4 separate regions of the Homo sapiens genome follow, and all the other regions are linked to region 1. A link is a contact called in ENCODE Hi-C or POLR2A ChIA-PET data. All regions are on one chromosome and are shown on one strand. The core of a region is the stretch at or near the end of the contact, and the rest is flanking DNA. Distances in the headings are between cores, read along the strand shown.

What was found. A loop is a pair of places that touch in the nucleus more often than their neighbours do. ChIA-PET counts read pairs that join two places held with the same protein, here RNA polymerase II (POLR2A). Pooled maps may share reads with other maps.
Region 2: a pooled map shows a loop between it and region 1 (5-fold over the local background). The contact joins the promoter of HSH2D here to the enhancer-like site in region 1. A Hi-C loop is called at or near these places in 4 of 50 pooled maps. POLR2A ChIA-PET finds 5 or more read pairs at or near these places in 2 of 52 experiments (GM12878 and activated CD4-positive, alpha-beta T cell).
Region 3: a pooled map shows a loop between it and region 1 (5-fold over the local background). The contact joins two enhancer-like sites. A Hi-C loop is called at or near these places in 1 of 168 maps with a recorded cell type or tissue (natural killer cell) and 6 of 50 pooled maps. POLR2A ChIA-PET finds 5 or more read pairs at or near these places in 1 of 52 experiments (activated naive CD4-positive, alpha-beta T cell).
Region 4: a loop to region 1 is called in a map with no recorded cell type, with 10 times the contacts of the local background. The contact joins two enhancer-like sites. A Hi-C loop is called at or near these places in 3 of 37 single-sample maps with no recorded cell type and 5 of 50 pooled maps. POLR2A ChIA-PET finds 5 or more read pairs at or near these places in 2 of 52 experiments (OCI-LY7 and naive thymus-derived CD4-positive, alpha-beta T cell).

The regions. Positions count from the first base shown.
Region 1 is chr19:17,124,196-17,128,148 of GRCh38, reverse strand. All of the region lies in intron 2 of MYO9B (myosin IXB), which reads right to left. Among named protein-coding and RNA genes, the nearest start is that of SNORA118, 34 kb to the right of the region's middle. RefSeq lists enhancers at 1,595-2,034, 2,145-2,534. Within about 2 kb of position 1,973, at least 29 of the 41 ENCODE cell types and tissues checked have a DNase peak (open chromatin) inside an H3K27ac peak, as active enhancers do; they include GM12878, OCI-LY7 and natural killer cell, where a contact is called at or near this core.
Region 2 is chr19:16,140,982-16,144,934 of GRCh38, reverse strand. It overlaps HSH2D (hematopoietic SH2 domain containing), which reads right to left and starts at 1,250. Exons shown (of 6, transcript NM_001382417.1): 1 at 1,161-1,250. RefSeq lists enhancers at 848-897, 908-987, 1,128-1,387, 1,468-1,627, 1,115-1,809 and 2 more.
Region 3 is chr19:16,364,857-16,368,809 of GRCh38, reverse strand. All of the region lies in intron 22 of EPS15L1 (epidermal growth factor receptor pathway substrate 15 like 1), which reads left to right. Among named protein-coding and RNA genes, the nearest start is that of KLF2, 42 kb to the right of the region's middle. RefSeq lists enhancers at 2,020-2,249, 2,400-2,469. Within about 2 kb of position 2,074, at least 14 of the 41 ENCODE cell types and tissues checked have a DNase peak (open chromatin) inside an H3K27ac peak, as active enhancers do; they include natural killer cell, where a contact is called at or near this core.
Region 4 is chr19:16,447,278-16,451,230 of GRCh38, reverse strand. The region is part of intron 1 of EPS15L1 (epidermal growth factor receptor pathway substrate 15 like 1); the gene reads left to right. Among named protein-coding and RNA genes, the nearest start is that of EPS15L1, 23 kb to the left of the region's middle. Within about 2 kb of position 1,635, at least 8 of the 41 ENCODE cell types and tissues checked have a DNase peak (open chromatin) inside an H3K27ac peak, as active enhancers do; they include OCI-LY7, where a contact is called at or near this core.

The DNA of each region.
Region 1 (3,953 bases), core at 724-3,223:
TGCCTCGGCCTCCCAAAAAGCTGGGATTACAGGCTTGAGCCACCATGACTAGCCAGGTTGCAGGCTACTTCTGCTGAGACACTTTGCAAGATTCAGTGGATCCTGGTGGCCAGGGGGAGGGTTGGAGGTTCAAGGCTACTGCTGGGCAATTTGGGCAAATTAGTTCACGGCTCTTGGATTTCAGATTTCTCTCCTGTAAGGTAAGGTTTTGGAAAAATCTCTGCCTTAGCAGATGGAGGATTAAGCGGGATTTTCTGTGTGAATCAGGGGCCAGTAAACTTGTTCTGCGAAGGGGCAGGTGGTGAATATTTTTGGCTCCATCTGCTGTCACCGCTCAGCTCTGCCAATGTGGCAGGAAAGCGGTCACAGACAAACAGGTAGGGGCATGGGTGTGGCCACATGGAGGACACCCTCCTGGTACCAGTGATCTCTACCGGGGGTCTGCAAAGTGTGGCCAGCCACCTATTACTGTACAGCCTACGTTCTAGGGACAGTTTTCACATTTTAAAAATGCTTAGGGGGCTGGGTATGGTGGCTCACACATATAATCCCAGCATTTTGGGAGGCCAAGGAGGGCGGATCACTTGAGGTCAGGAGTTCATGACCAGCCTGGCCAACATGGTGAAACTCCGTCTCTACCAAAATACAAAAGAAATTAGCCGGGTGTGGTGGTGGGCACCTGTAGTCCTAGCTACTCGGGAGGCTGAGGCAGGAGAATCGCTTGAACCTGGGAGGCGAAGGTTGCAGTGAGCCAAGATTGCGCCACTGCACTCCAGCCTGGGCGACAGGGCAAGATTCCAACTGGAAAAAAAAAATGCTTAGGGGAGAAAAAAAGTCAAAAAATTGGCCGGGCATGGTGGATCATGCCTGTAATTCCAGCACTTTGGAAGGCCGAGGGGGGTGGGTCACAAGTTTGAGACCAGCCTGGCCAACATGGTGAAACCCCATCTCTACCAAACTACAAATGAAATTAGCCGGGCGTGGTGGTGTGCACCTGTAGTCCCAGTTACTTGGGAGGCTGTGGCAGGAGAATCGCTTGAACCTGGGAGGCAAAGGTTGCAGTGATCCAAGATTGTGCCACTGCACTCCAGCCTGGGCGACAGAGTGAGACTCCATCTGAAAAAAAAAAAAAAAATGCTTAGGGGAGAAAAAATGTCAAAAGATCGGGTGGGTGTGGTGGCTCATGCCTGTAATTCCAGCACTTTGGAAGGCCGGGGGTGGGGGGTGGGGGTGGGGGTGGGGGTGGATCACAAGGTCAGGAGTTCGAGACCAGCCTGGCCAATATGGTGAAACCCCGTCTCTATTAAAAGCACAAAAATTAGCCGGGCATGGTGGTGGGCGCCTGTAGTCCCAGCTACTTGGGAGGCTGAGGCAGGAAATCGCTTGAACCCGGGAGGAGGAGGCTGCAGTGAGCTGAGATCGCACCACTGCATTCCAGCCTGGGCAACAGGGCGAGACTCCGTCTCAAAAAAAAAAAAAAAGAAAAAAAAAAGTCAAAAGATCTCTTGATGGCTGAAATTGATGTGAAATTCAATTTTCAGCAGCAGCAAATGACGTTTTCCTGGCACACAGCCACATCGGTCTGGGTCTGGCTTAAGGCTGCATTTGAGTTACAATAGCAGAGTCAAGCCATTCTGACAGAGACTGGGTGGCCCCTAGGATCTGTGTGAAATACAGACTGTCTGGTTTTCGTGAGAAAAGAGTGGCCAGGGGCCGCTGTTCTGGATCCTCTGTTAAATGGGGTTTTCCGGGGATCCCCGACATGGTTCCAGCAGGATGGGTCGGCAGGAGGTGAGTGTCACCCTGGGTGACTGGTCTCCCGAGGCCATGGTGGGGACGTGGAGGAGCAGGCCTGGGAAGCACCCAGGACAAAATGGGTCCACAGGGTCACGTGCCCAAGGAGGGCTGGGTGAGAAGAGACTCCCTGGGAGCTGGGAGCAGAGGGGGCGGAGGCCAGCAGGCAGGGCTGGAGGCGAGGAAATGAGAAGTTTAGCTGATGCTTTCAACAGAGCTCAGAGCTGTGGTGAAGGCGGGGCCGAGGGAATGAGGAGGTTAGTGGGGGCCATGTCGGGGATGATGCCAGCCAGGCACAAGGAAGACCCTGCGAAGGGGGTGGGTGTCATGGAGGTGAGGAGGCAGCTATGTGGTGCAAGACAGGACTCCCCACACCCCCAAGCCCAAGCCTGCACAGGAGGCAGCTGCAGGCTCAGTTGGCCTGCGGATGTGGGGGCAGGAAGTGGAAGAGTCACCCCAACCTCATGGCTCCCCTATTCGCAGAGGAGGAAGTGGAGGCTCTCCAGGGCCCCTAGCCTAGCTGCTGCCGGGTTCTGTTCTTTTCTGGTTGCTCAAGGGGTTTGGGGCACCCCGGCAGGCTCTCGATAGCTGGTTGCTGGTCAGATGGACGGACGGCAGGGATGTACAGAGAGCTGAGTGCTCCCAACGCCGTATGTCCCAGTTCACAAGAGACACCAACTGTCAGCCACAGACGCAGATGGCATTACAGCAAACACTGAAACGCAGCAAGGACTCCCAGGGCTAGGACGTGGCCCTTTAAGGACAGACTCCTACCATGAGCTAAAGTCTCACAGCAAACCCTACAGGGGTGGGGTAGGGGAAGCCTTAAATAACAACAAAAACCTAAGTGTGAAACAAGTTACTGAAATCTTACATATGTCACTAAATTTGGGTTTAGGTTATCACGAAACCACGTACTAGGTCACAGAAAGAATACAGAACAAACCAGGCTTTGATGGGGGAAGGTCCTGTTTGGTTCTCAAGGCTGTGAAAACATCTGAAGAATTTATCATATTTCCCCTAGGGCTCATCTTACCCTTTTTTTGGGGGGGGGGGGATGGGGTTTTACTCTGTTGCCCAGGCTAGTGTGCAGTGGCATGATCTTGGCTCACTGCAACCTCTGCCTTCCAGGCTCAAGTGATTCTCCACCCTCAGCCCTCCAAGTAGCTGGGACCACAGGCATGTGCCACCACGCCCGGCTAAGTTTTTGTATTTTTGGTAGAGATGGGGTTTCATTATGTTGCCCAGGCTGGTCTCGAACTCCTAAGCTCAACTGATCTGCCCACCTTGGTCTCCCAAAGTGCTGGGATTACAGGTGTGAGCCACCGCAGCTGGCCTCATCTTGCCCATTTGATGCCCAAATCATTCTCTTTGGGGGTTACTTTGTTCTTTTTTCTCAGCTTGAGATAGGACATGAATTCATTTACTTCCGTTCTTTCCTATTTGTGGATCTAATGGGTGTTCAGCTATGTGGTGTCCTCCTACCATCACTTTAAATATAGCCCATGGATTCTGATAACATACGGGTGTTTGTCACTGATTTTTAGAAAACCTGCAATTTTGGTCTGTTTGTACCTTTTTTTTTTTTTTTTTTTGAGACAGAGTCTCACTCTGTTGCCCAGGCTGGAGTGCAGTGGCGCGATCTCGGCTCACTGCAACCTCTGCCTCCCAGATTTGAGCAATTCTCTTGCCTCAGCCTCCTGAGTAGCTGGGATTACAGGTGCCCGGCTAATTTTTGTATTTTTAGTAGAGACGGGGTTTTGCCATGTTGGCCAGGCTGAGCTCGAACTCCTGACCTCAGGTGATCTGCCCGCCTTGGCCTCCCAAAGTGCTGGGATTACAGGCATGAGCCCCCACGCCCAGCTGTGTTTGTATCTCTTCATCTAAGAGTTGCTCAATATAAGTTTACTTTAAAAAAAAGTTCCACGAAGTTTTATTGCATTGTTAGAGTGTCACTTGTAATTGTTCTACTCTGGGAAGTTCTAAATGCTTTCTCTTTACCTGACATAGGAATGATTTTTATTTGTAGAGATGGGGTCTTGCTATGTTGCCCAGGCTGGTCCTGAACTCTTGGGCTCAAGTGATCCTCCTACCTCAGCCTCCTCAACAGCTGGGATTACAAGTGTGTACCACCACACCTGACTCTGATATAGAAATGA
Region 2 (3,953 bases), core at 1-2,500, 980 kb after region 1:
AGATCACGAGGTCAGGAGATTGAGACCATCCTGGCTAACATGGTGAAACCCCGTCTCTACTAAAAATACGAAAAATTAGCTGGGTGTGGTGGCGGGCGCCTGTAGTCTCAGCTACTTGGGAGGCTGAGGCAGGAGAATGGCGTGAACTCGGGAGGCAGAGCTTGCAGTGAGCTGAGATCGAGCCACTGCACTCCAGCCTGGGCGACAGAGCAAGACTCCGTCTCAAAAAAAAAAAAAAAAAAAAAAAAGAGCCTAGAATTCGACCCAGATGGCCTGGGTTCAAACCCTAGCTCGCCCACTTAGCCGCTGTGTGACCTCAGATAAGTCACTTAATGGCTCTCTGTCCCTGTATTTCTGTCTTTAATTTGGGAATAATGATATTTACCTAGGAAAGTTTAGCTAGCACTGTGTATATATAGAGATATATATACAATATTCATGAATCCAGTTGTGACCTATCATGGGGTAATGTTTACAGGCTTATTCTTTTTTTTTACTTGGAAGAGCTCCTATTTATCCTTCAAAACCCAGTAAAAATGTCCCCTCCTCCAGGCAGCTTTCCTGCATCTCCCCCCAGACAACACCCTGGCACCCCTCTCTGTCCCCAACGTTCCCCCCTGTTCCTCTCTCTGGTCCAGCCATGACTCCATGGAGCTAGAGTGTCTTTATCTTGCTCTGTCTCCACCAGCCTGAGGGCCTCCTAGGGATCAGGGCTTAGGGCTAGGTTCCTGTGTTGTTGTTTTTTTCTGTGTCCTGGTGCTGGCCTGGCACAGAGGAGGGTGCAAGGGTCTTTGCTGGTGAACAGCTATCTAGTGATGAAAGACCGCATGCTCAAATTCAAGCTCCTGACCCTGGCCTGGGAGCCTCCTCTACTTCCCCGCTACCCACATTCTAGACCTAAAGACATCCTTGCTCTCTCTCTCTTGCCTCTCCATACCTTTGCTCATGCTGTTGTCTTGCCAAGACCCCCTTTTCCCTAACTCCAGCTCCATTTTCCATTTGTGGTCACCACAAATACCCCCTCCTCCACGAAGCTCTCCCCCATGCCCCTAGAAAATCCCTCCTGCCACCCCAGGCCCCACTAGCCCTGTCCCTCCTTCTGGCCTAGCCCAGCCCCCACGTTCTGTCTCCTCGAGGGCTGAGGCTCTTGGGTCACATACCTGGGAGACCCTTGGATGGCCGAGGCCCTCGCTGTAGCTGTGCCAGTGCCTGCAGGAGCCTGGGTTTCGATTCAAGGTCTGCACGTCAATGGGGCGGGGCTGGCTGCCCCGAGGCAGTTCCTGTTTCCTCAAGCAGGTGAGCCCTGGGGGCGGAACAAGGACAGCTCAAGTCACCCTGTCTGCAGTCCAACAAAGCATCTGGTGCCACAGGTGCAGAGACAGCTTGCTCCTGTCTTGCCCCCAGCAAGTTGTTATTGAGCACCTACTGTGTGCCTGCTGTTTGGAGGACACAGGGGTGACACGGAGACAGGTGCAGGCCCCCTGACTCCTGGCATCTATAATCTATCAAGCAGTGAAGAGGAGTGAGACATCATTACAAAGGGAGAACGGGGAACGGGTGCGGTGGCTCACACCTGCAATCCCAGCACTTTGACAGGCTGAGGCAGGCGGATCACTTGAGGTCAGGAGTTTGAGACCAGCCTGGCAAACATGGCAAAACCCCGTCTCTATTAAAATACGAAAATCAGCCGGGTGTGGCGGCGCACGCCTGTAATCCCAGCTACTCAGGAGGCTGAGGCACAAGAATTGCTTGAACCCGGGAGGCGGAGGTTGCAGTGAGCAGAGATCGCACCATTGCACTCCAGCCTGGGCAACGGAGTGAGACTCCTTCTCAAAACAAAAACAAAAGCAACAAAGGGGGAACAGAAACTGGGCGCGGTGGCTCACGCCTGTAATCCCAGCACTTTGGGAGGCCGAGGCGGGTGGATCATTTGAGGCCAGGAGTTTGAGACCAGGCTGGCCAACATGGTAAAACCCTGTCTCTACTAAAAATACAAAAATTAGGCGTGGTGGCGGGTGCCTGTAATCCCAGCTACTCAGGAGGCTGATGCAAGAGAATCGCTTGGACCAGGGACGCAGAGGCTGCAGTGAGCCGAGATCACGCCACTGCACTTTAGCCTGGATGACAGAGGGAAATTCTGTCCCCCGCAAAACAAACAAACAAAAAAACACCAGCTGGGTGCGGTGGCTCATGCCTGTAATCCCAGCACTTTGGGAGGCCAAGGTGGGCAGATCATTTGAGGTCAGGAGTTCGCGACCAGCCTGACCAACATGGAGAAATCCCGTCTCTACTAAAACTGCAAAATTAGCCCGGCGTGGTGACACATGCCTGTAATCCCAGCTATTTGGGAGGCTGAGGCAGGAGAATCGCTTGAACCCGGGAGGTGGAGGTTGCGGTTTGCTGAGATCTCACCACTGCACTCCAGCCTGGGCAGCGAGAGTGTAACTCCGTCTCAAACAAAACAAAACCAACGAAAACCAAACAAAACAAAACAAAAAAACAAAAAACCCCAAACAAACAAAAAAATCCAAAGGGGAAACAGGAAGTGGGAACAGCAGTTGCACAAACCCACAGAGGTGACCTAACTGACGTGAAGGAAGGGGCATTTGAGGGTGAGAAGGAATCATCTTGATTTGGGGAGTGCGTAGTGCAGAAAGAGTATATTTTTTTGTAGAGATGGGGTCTTGCTATATTGCCCAGGCTGGGGGAGGGAAGAGCAGGCACAAAGGCCTTGAAACTGAATTGAGCCTGGACAGGCTGGGGTCTCATGGCACGCATAGGTCCACACCAGGACTTCCTCCATTATAAAATATTTTAAAATATTTTTATTAATTGACTAACCTATTTTAGAGACAGAGTTTCACTCTGTCACTCAGGCTGGAGTGCAGTGGTATGATCATAGCTCACTGCAGTCTTGAACTGCTGGACTCAAGTGATCCTCCTGCCTCAGGCTCCCAAGTAGCTGGGACTACAGGCACACACCACCACACCTGACTAATTAAAAAAATATTTTTTTTGGAGATGGGATCTTGCTGTGTTGCCCAGGCTGGTCTCAAACTCCTGGGGCTCAAGCGATCCGCCCACCTTGGTTCAAGTGACTCTCCTGCCTCAGCCTCCTGAGTAGCTGGGATTAGAGGTGCCCACCAACACGCCTGGCTAATGTTTGTATTTTTAGTAGAGACAAGGTTTCACTATGTTGGCCAGGCTGGTCTCAAACTCCTGACCTCAGGTGATCCACCCGCCTCAGCCTCCCAAAGTGCTGGGATTACAGGTGTGGGCCGCCGTGCCAGCTTAAAATTCTATTTTACAACTGTGTTGGCATTAAGACCGATGTGGTCCAGGCTGGATTCCTTATTGTATATTTATTATTAGGATGTTCAGTTTTTTTTCTTCTGATTTTAAATAAGCTGAAGCCCTTTGGGAAGTCCCACACAGCACTTGGGTCCTGGGTGCAGGCCCTGTGTGCCTAACAGATTGGCCAGCTCTGGCCGTGTGCTCGTACCCCAGGCAGACAAACAAAACTACTTCCTCCTCTCCTTTCAGGCAGAAAGGGCCCAGATCCTACTGGGGGCCTCCCCAAGGGCCTATTGCCCTGGCCCAGCTGGGCTAGATAACCCCAGGCTCACCCTGGGTGCCTCTCTCACCCCCCTGCTCCTCCTCGGCAACAGCAGCACCTCGTCTGCCCTCTGTGGTCAACAAGGTCTAAGCAGGAGACACGTGGAGCCCTGCTTCTCACTCACCTGCTGTGTGTCCTAAGGTGAGTTGCTCAGCCTCTCTGAGCCTCAGTTCTGCATCTGTGCAATGGGCATAATAGCCCTCCTTAATCATGTGAAGATGCTAGGAGAGGCAACTCTCCAGCACAGCACATGGAGATGAGTTGGGAGTGAGAGAATCAGGACTCTTTGTTGTGACTTAATTCAAGCAAGGCCTTTGTGTTTGCCTGGGGGAGACTC
Region 3 (3,953 bases), core at 825-3,324, 760 kb after region 1:
TGTGTAGGGTGAATGACAGTTGCATAGGTGTCTGTGTTGTGTAGGGTGAATGATGGTTTTGTGGGATCACCTGTTGTGTAGGGTGAATGACAGTTAGGTGGGTGTCTGTGTTATGTAGGGTGAATGATGGTTTTGTGAGATCGCCTGTTGTGTAGGGTGAATGACAGGTGGGTGCCTGTGTTGTGTAGGGTGAATGATGGTTGTGTGGGCACCACCTGTTGTGTGGAATGAATAACAGTTGTGTGGGTGTGCATGTTGTGCAGGATGAACGAGAGATGTGTGGGATCACCTGTTGTGTAGGGTGAATGACAGTTGTGTGGGTGTCTGTGTTCTGCAGGATGAATGACAATTGTGTGGGCATCCTCTGTTGTGTAGGATGAATGGGAGTTGTGTGAGTGTCCATATTGTGCAGGATGAATGACAGTTGTGTAGCCATCTCCTGTTGTGTAGGATCAATGATGCTTGTGCATGTGTGTCCCCTGTTGTGTAGGATCAATGATGGTTGTATGTGTGCGTCCACTGTTGTGTAGGATCAGTGATGCTTGTGTGTGTGTGTCCCATTGTGTAGGATCAATGATGGTTGTGTATGTGTGTCCACAGTTGTGTAGGATGAGTGAGAGTTGTGTGATCGTTCTGTGTTGTATAGGATAATAGCGAAGGTGGGCAGCTTCCCTGACCACAAACCCTTGTTTTGTATTTTTTTGTTTTCTTTTTGTTTTTGTATGTATCTCTCATCTGCAGAACTGCATTTTCCAAGTACAGCACTGAACTGAACTGTATAAACAGAACCTAGCCAGGATCAAACACACACACACACACACACACTCTCTCTCTCTCTCACTCTCATGTTTATTACTAATATTTTTATTAATCGGATTGATTGAGACCATACCTCACCTGAACCTTTTATGCTCCTCCTAAGCAAAAAATTTAAACCAAGAGAGTTTCCTTTCCAAGGTTTTTATAGCATTCACCGTTTTTATGGTTTGCAATTGTATATTTCTATTCAATTTTTTGTTTGTTTGTTGTTTTTTGGGTTTTTTTTTTTTTTTTTTTGCTTTGCACCCAGCTCTTGAGGATGCTTTTAAGCGGAGGGCTTCCTGCAAAGCAAGATAGAAAAGTCAGAACCTTGAAAAACTTTGCTGACCAAGAACGCTAGTGCAGCAGAGCCAGCCCCATCACAGCCCCGATCCCGGGTGCTAGGGGCGTGCGCAGCCTCGAGAAGAAGCTTGAGAAATAGGAGAATTAAAGAAATTTCTATCAGGGTGGAGCCGGCCACCAAGTTTTTTTTTTTTTTTTTTTTTTTTTTTTTAACAGCACATACTGTGGTAAACCATTTGGTTCATATTGTTTTTGCTAAAGTCAGTCCTGTGTGTGGTTTCGGTACACCGCTTGGGTAACTGTTGAAACTGCTGTGGTTTGAAAATAAGTTCTATTTTGTGTTTTCTTCAGTCTTGTATCCCTTGCCCCCTGTTAATGAAGTCTCCCTGCGGTAGGCAGTCAGCACACCCAAGAGGGTCTTTAATTTCATTTGTCTTTATTCACTGCCGTCTGCTGTGGTCCCCGGTAGTTCCCGCTGCAAATATCTAGGATTGATGGCATCGAACCAGGTGCCAGGATGATGCCTGGCACCTGGTTTGATGCCATCATTCCCAGATGTTTCTATACCCACTTTTTTGGGTTTTGTTTTCATGATTTCCATCCCCTTTTCTGAAATGCGCGTCAGTAAAGCTCTCTCCTTACTCATGTTTTCTGGAGCCATAAAAAAGTATAAAACCCTGGCGTGGGTGCGCGTGGCAGCTTTTGCTTCAGGGCCTGGAGGCAGATTAAAGTTACTTTGTCACGTTTGAGATAAGCTATACCTCACAAAATCGGAAAAAACGATTAAGGAGTTAGCAGAAGTGGTTACATAAAAGCAGGAACTAGACCTAGAAGGTTTGAAAAATACAGCCGCTAAAAATAAATCGCTGAGCAAAAGTGGGAAGTTTGGGCTGAGGGCCGTGGCCCTACAGTGATGCCGGGGGCTTTCTTTGCTCAAAGCGTCTGGTCATTAGCAAGGTCGAGAGCTGGACCGGGCACTCGGCTGACCTCACACGTGTCAGGTCCAAAATCTCCTCTCTTACCAAAGCACAAACACTAACAACTGAGAAAAAAACCGTTGTTGTTGTTGATGTTCCTTCTGAAAACAAGAGGCCAGCAGTTGATGTGCCCTGGTTTCATATTACCATAGTCATGATTTCTAAATAACAACGGTTTCGGCAACAGAGCAAAACCAGGCACAGGCAGTTCTTGGTGTGAACGAAGCTTTTCATCTCTCTGAACATCTCTTTGCGCATCAGAAACCTCAGCTTGAAATGGTAGCAGGCAGAATTCTTAACCGCTCCTCCCAAAAACCAATTTCTTTTTTTTAAACCCCCCAAACCAAGGGAGGAAGATCTTCATTGAAAAGAAGAAGAAAAGCAGCTCAAAAATGACTGATTTATTTGAACCTTCTGTACCGTGGCAGTCGCTCTTGGGGGCCTGGCTGGGGCGTCCTCCCTTTACACCTCCCTCCACATTCTTGCAAATCTGCCTCAGGTGATCACTCCCTGCAGGAACGGCTTCGAGAAATCAAGCAGTGTCCACCCTGGACTTGCTGCCCGTCCCAGGGGGCTACACCGTGTCCTGGGACTTTGAGCTTCTCCCCTGGAAACACTTAACTGTTTCCTCTGCTAGAATCTTGCTATTTGATCCATATCACATAGGTATTCGAGGAAAAATCAAATACCCAAGCATGCACAGTAACATTGCTGTTTCCTGCAAACCAGGAAGGGCAGATGCCTTTATTCCCTTCTCGCTCCCCAGGGTGTTGCTCCAAAGGGCCCCAGGTCCCTGGAGACCCGTGGAATCTGTAACAGGTGGCACCTGGTTCACCAGGACCTCCTGAAGCCCACTGTGTGCCGAGCCCTGGGCTGGAGGGCACCAGGGACATGGGGCAGTATTGGCTGGCATTTGTGGTATGCTGGGCCCGCTTTTCACAGAGCTGACCCTCAGCCGTGCCAGAGGCCAGTGCCACGGGAAGCAGAGTGGTGAGGGACCCTGGGGGAGGGGGGGCTTTCCCGTGGAGGGAGAAGCTGGGCAGAAGCAGGCAGGGGCTCGAGGGACTGGCTGAGGTCACTGTCCCTATCCCCTGCAAACCCACAGGCTGGGGTGCAGGACACTGTCACACTGTCCCCCAGGGTGCCCCTGCCGGTGGCTTTGGTGGCTCCCTGCTCACACTTGCTCTATCTCAGCCTAAACAGCAGACATGGATTGTCCCGCAGTTCTAGAGGCTCAAAGTCCAAGATCAAGGCGCCAGTGGGGTTGGTTTCTTCTGAGACCTCTCCTTGGCCTGGTGCATCTTCACATTGCTGTTCTGTGTGTAGATCTGTGTCCTAAGTTCTTTCAGTGAAGACAGTCATTGATCCTTTGACTTCGTTTTAACTCAGTTACCCCTTTAAATATGCTATCTTCAAGTATGGTTATATTCTAAGGCACAGGGGTTAGGACTTGAACGTATGAACAATTGTTGGGGGGACACAGCCCTTTGTTTGGATTAAGAAACAGGCTGAGGGGGGTGGCCGCCATGCCCCACACCGTCTTCCAGGGCCACTCCCAGCCCCAGGGCTTGGCTGCAGAGCTGAACACAGGCATGATGGGGAAGGGGCTGCCATTTCTTCCCTGAGAAGGCCACTGCCTGTGATGGCATTCCAGTTGGGAGTGCCTTCCAGGCAGAGGGACAAGGCATAGCCAGGAAAGAAGCCCTGGGTTTGGGGGTTCCTGGGGAAGGAGGTGCCACCTGGACAAGACTGGGGTGTCATCCCCAAGCGGGAGAAGCCCTCAAGCAGTCTGGGCAGGGTGCTGGGGCCCACCTGTGTTGAGGCCACTTTGCTGGGTGGGTTTGGCTCACAGGGAAGGGAGCCGAGCTGGTGGGC
Region 4 (3,953 bases), core at 386-2,885, 680 kb after region 1:
GCCTGTAATCCCAGCACTTTGGGAGGCCGAGGCAGGCAGATCACCTGAGGTCAGGAGTTCAAGACCAGCCTGGCCAACGTGGTGAGACCCGGTCTCTACTAAAAGTATAAAAACTAGCCGGGCACGGTGGTGGGTGCCTGTAATCCCAGCTACTCGGGAGGCTGAGGCAGGAGAATTGCTTGAACCTGGGAGGCGGAGGTTGTAGTGAGCCAAGATTGCACCACTGCCATCCAGCCTGGGCAACAGAGCGAGACTCTTGTCTCAAAAAAAAAAGAGCCTGTACCATTTATCCAGTTTCCTCTGAAGCAACATTTGCATAATGGTGGTACAGTATTGCATCTGGGATATTGATGATGATGGCTATGTTCAGGTTCTGAAGGAAGAGTCCTGGATTCTCTGGGGACCCAAATGACCACCTTGCGAGACCAGCAGAAGTTGGACATGCCCTGGCCAGGCGTGGTGGCTCACGCCTGTAATCCCAGCACTTTGGGAGGCTGAGGCGGGTGGATCACCTGAGGTCAGGAGGGCGAGACCATCCTGGCCAACATGGTGAAACCCTGTCTCTACTAAAAAATACAAAAATTTAGCCAGGTGTGTTGGCATGCATCTGTAATCCCAGCTACTTGGGAGGCTGAGGCAGGAGAATCACTTGAACCTGGGAGGCGGAGGTTGCAGTGAGCCGAGATCGCACCATTGCACTCCAGCCTGGGCAACAAAGTGAGACTCCGTCTCAAAAAAAAAAAAAAAAAAAAAGAAGATGGACATGCCTGGGGCTCACGGCCTCCGTCCAGCCCAGACAGAACTCAGGGCCTGCAGTGGGGCATGACACAGGGGTAAGGCATGCGTTCCCTGCCCTGGAGAGGAACCGAGAAGCAATAGAACCACCCCTGAGAGTTTAGACATTCAGCAAAGCAGCAAGGTGAATGACATGGACTGGGGAGGGCATCAGAGCACGGAATCAAGGTTTGAAAGCTTTTTTTTTCTTTTTTAAGAGACAGCTCTGTTGCCCAGGCTGGAGTGCAGTAGCACGATCATAGCTCACTGCAGCCTTGAACTCCTGGGCTCAGGTAATCCTTCTGCCTCAGCCTCCTGAGTAGCTGGGACCACAGGCATGTGCCACCATGCGTGGCTATTTTTTTTTTTTTGTAGAGATAGGGTCTTGTTGATAGCCAGGTACAGAACACGTCCCTCCTGTTGCCCTTTTATAGCCACACCCACTTCCCTCCCAGCCCATCTCTTCCTTATCCCCGGCAACCACCACTCTGTTCATTTCTACAATTTTATCATTTTAATGATGTTATGTGATGGAATTATTCAGTATGTAACCTTTGAGGTTTGGCCTTTGTCATTCAGCATAATTCTCTGGAGAGTCATCCAGATTATTGCATATGTGTCAGCTGTTCATTCCTTTTCATTGCTGAGTAGTATTCCATGGTGTGCTTGGACCACAGTTTGCTGAACCACTCACTTATTGGAGGACATCCGGGGTGTTACCAGTTTGGAGCAGTGACATATAAAGCTGTGGCCAACACTGCATACAGGATGTGGTATGAACATGACTCTTCATTTCTCCCGGGTAAATGCCCAGGACAGTTGCTGGTTCATGCGGTAGTTTCATGTTGTGTTTAGTTTTTTTTTGTTGTTGTTGTTTTAAGAAACTGCCAGTCTGTTTCCAGAGTCACCGTACCTTTTAACTTTCCCATCAGCAGTGTATGAGTGGCCCAGTTTGCCTGCATCCTCACCAGCATTTGATGTTGTCACTATTTGTTATTTTAGCCACTCTGATAGCGTGCAGTGGCATCTCACTGTGGTTTTAATTTGCATTCTTCTTTTTGCTAATGATGTTAAACATATTTTCATACGTTTATTTGCCATCTGCTATATTTCCTCTTTGGTAAAATGTCTTTTTGCCTTCAGATCTTTTGCCCATGTTCTTTTCTTCTTCGTGTTTTTTTGTTTGTTTGTTTGTTTGTTTGTTTGTTTTTTAAGAAATCAGATCTTGTTATGTTGCCCAGGCTGGTCTTGAACTCCTGGGATCAAGCAATCCTCCTGCTTTGGCTTCCTGAGTAGCTGGGACTACAGGTGTGCACCACGACGCCTGGCTAGTTTTTTAATTTCATGTAGAGATGGGGTCTCACTATGTTGCCCAGGCTGGTCTGGAACTCCTGGGCTCAAGCAGTCCTCCTGCTTTGGCCTCCCAAAGTGCTGGGACTACAGGTACGCACCACCATGCCTGGCTTGCCCATGTTCTAATTTGATTGTTTTCTTTTTTATGCTGTTGAATTTGAGAGCTCTCTAGTATATATTTTAGATAGTAGTCATTTGTTGGATATGTGCTTTGCAAACCTTTCTTTCTAGTCTGTAGCTTGCCTTTTCACCTTTTTATCTGGCTTTTTTTTTTGAGACGGAGTCTTGCTCTGTCACCCAGGCTAGAGTGCAGTGGCACAATCTCGGCTCACTGCAGCCTCTGCCCGCTGGGTTCAAGCAGTTCTCCTGGCTTAGCCTCCTGGGTAGCTGGGATTACAGGTGCACACCACTACACCCAGCTAATTTTTTTGTATTTTTAGCCATGTTAGCCAGGCTGGTCTTGAACTCCTGACCCCAGGTGATCCGCCTACCTTGGCCTCCCAATGTGCTGGGATTACAGGTGTGAGCCACCGCGCCCGGCCTTTCTCCCCCCCCCTTTTTTTTTAATACGGAATTTTGCTCTTATTGCCCAGGCTGGAGTGCAATGGTGCAATGGTGTGATCTCGGCTCACCTCAACCTCCATCTCCCGGGTTCAAGCGATTCTCCTGCCTCAGCCTCCCGAGTAGCTGGGATTACAGGCATGCGCCACCATGCCTGGCTAATTTTACATTTTTAGTAGAGATGGGGTTTCTCCATGTAGGTCAGACTGGTCTTGAACTCCCAAACTCTGGTGATCCTCCTGCCTCGGCCTCCCAAAGTGCTGGGATTACAGGCATGAACCACCACGCCAGGCCTTACATGGCTCTTTCACAGTGCAAACATAAAGTTTGTCTGCCAATCTTTCCTTTTGTGAATCGGGCTTTTGGTGTCAAGTCTAAGAACTCTTTGCTTTGCCCTAGATCCTGAGGATTATGTTTTACATTTGAATTCATGATCCACTTTGAGTTACATTTTGTACGAGGCATAAGACTTTTAGTTCGAGGCCCATGTTTTTCCTATGGATGCCGATTGCTCCAGTGCCCTTTGTGGAAAGGCTTTCCTTCCTCCTGAAATACTTTTGCACCTTTGTCAAGAAATCCACTGGGCAGATCTGTGTGTGTCTGTTTCTCAGATTCTACATTCTGTTCTGTGCATTACTGTCTGTGCCCGCCCCCTGCCAATACTCCACTGTCTTAACTACTCTAGCTATAGAGTCAGTCTTGAAATCAGGTAGACTGACTCTTTCCACTTTATTATTCTTTTTCAGAATTGTTTTAGCTTCTCTGCCTTTTTTTTTTTTTCCGAAGATGAAGTCTTGCTCTGTCGCTCAGGCTGGAGTGCAGTGGTATGATCTCGGCTCACTGCAGCCTCCGCCTCCCAGGTTCAAGTGATTCTCCTGCCTCAGCCTCCTGAGTAACTGGGATTACAGGCACCTGCCACCATGCCTGGCTAATTTTTGTATTTTTAGTAGTGATGGGGTTTCATCATGTTGGCCAGGCTGGTCTTGAACTCCTGACCTCAGGTGATTCACCCACCTTGGCCTCCCTAAGTGCTGGGATTACAGGTGTGAGCCAGAGTGCCTGGCCCTGTAATACTTAAATTACTAGTGAGATGGAACATTTTCTTTCTAACTTTGCTGCATCTCTTCTTTCTGAATTGCCTCTCTCTTTGCTCATTTTTAATTGAGATGTCTTTTTCCTTGTGATTTGGAAAAGCTCTCTTTTCACTTGCCAAGTCTTCTCCTTCTCTTGGTAACATTTACCTTAGCTCTGCTGTAGAAACCTCT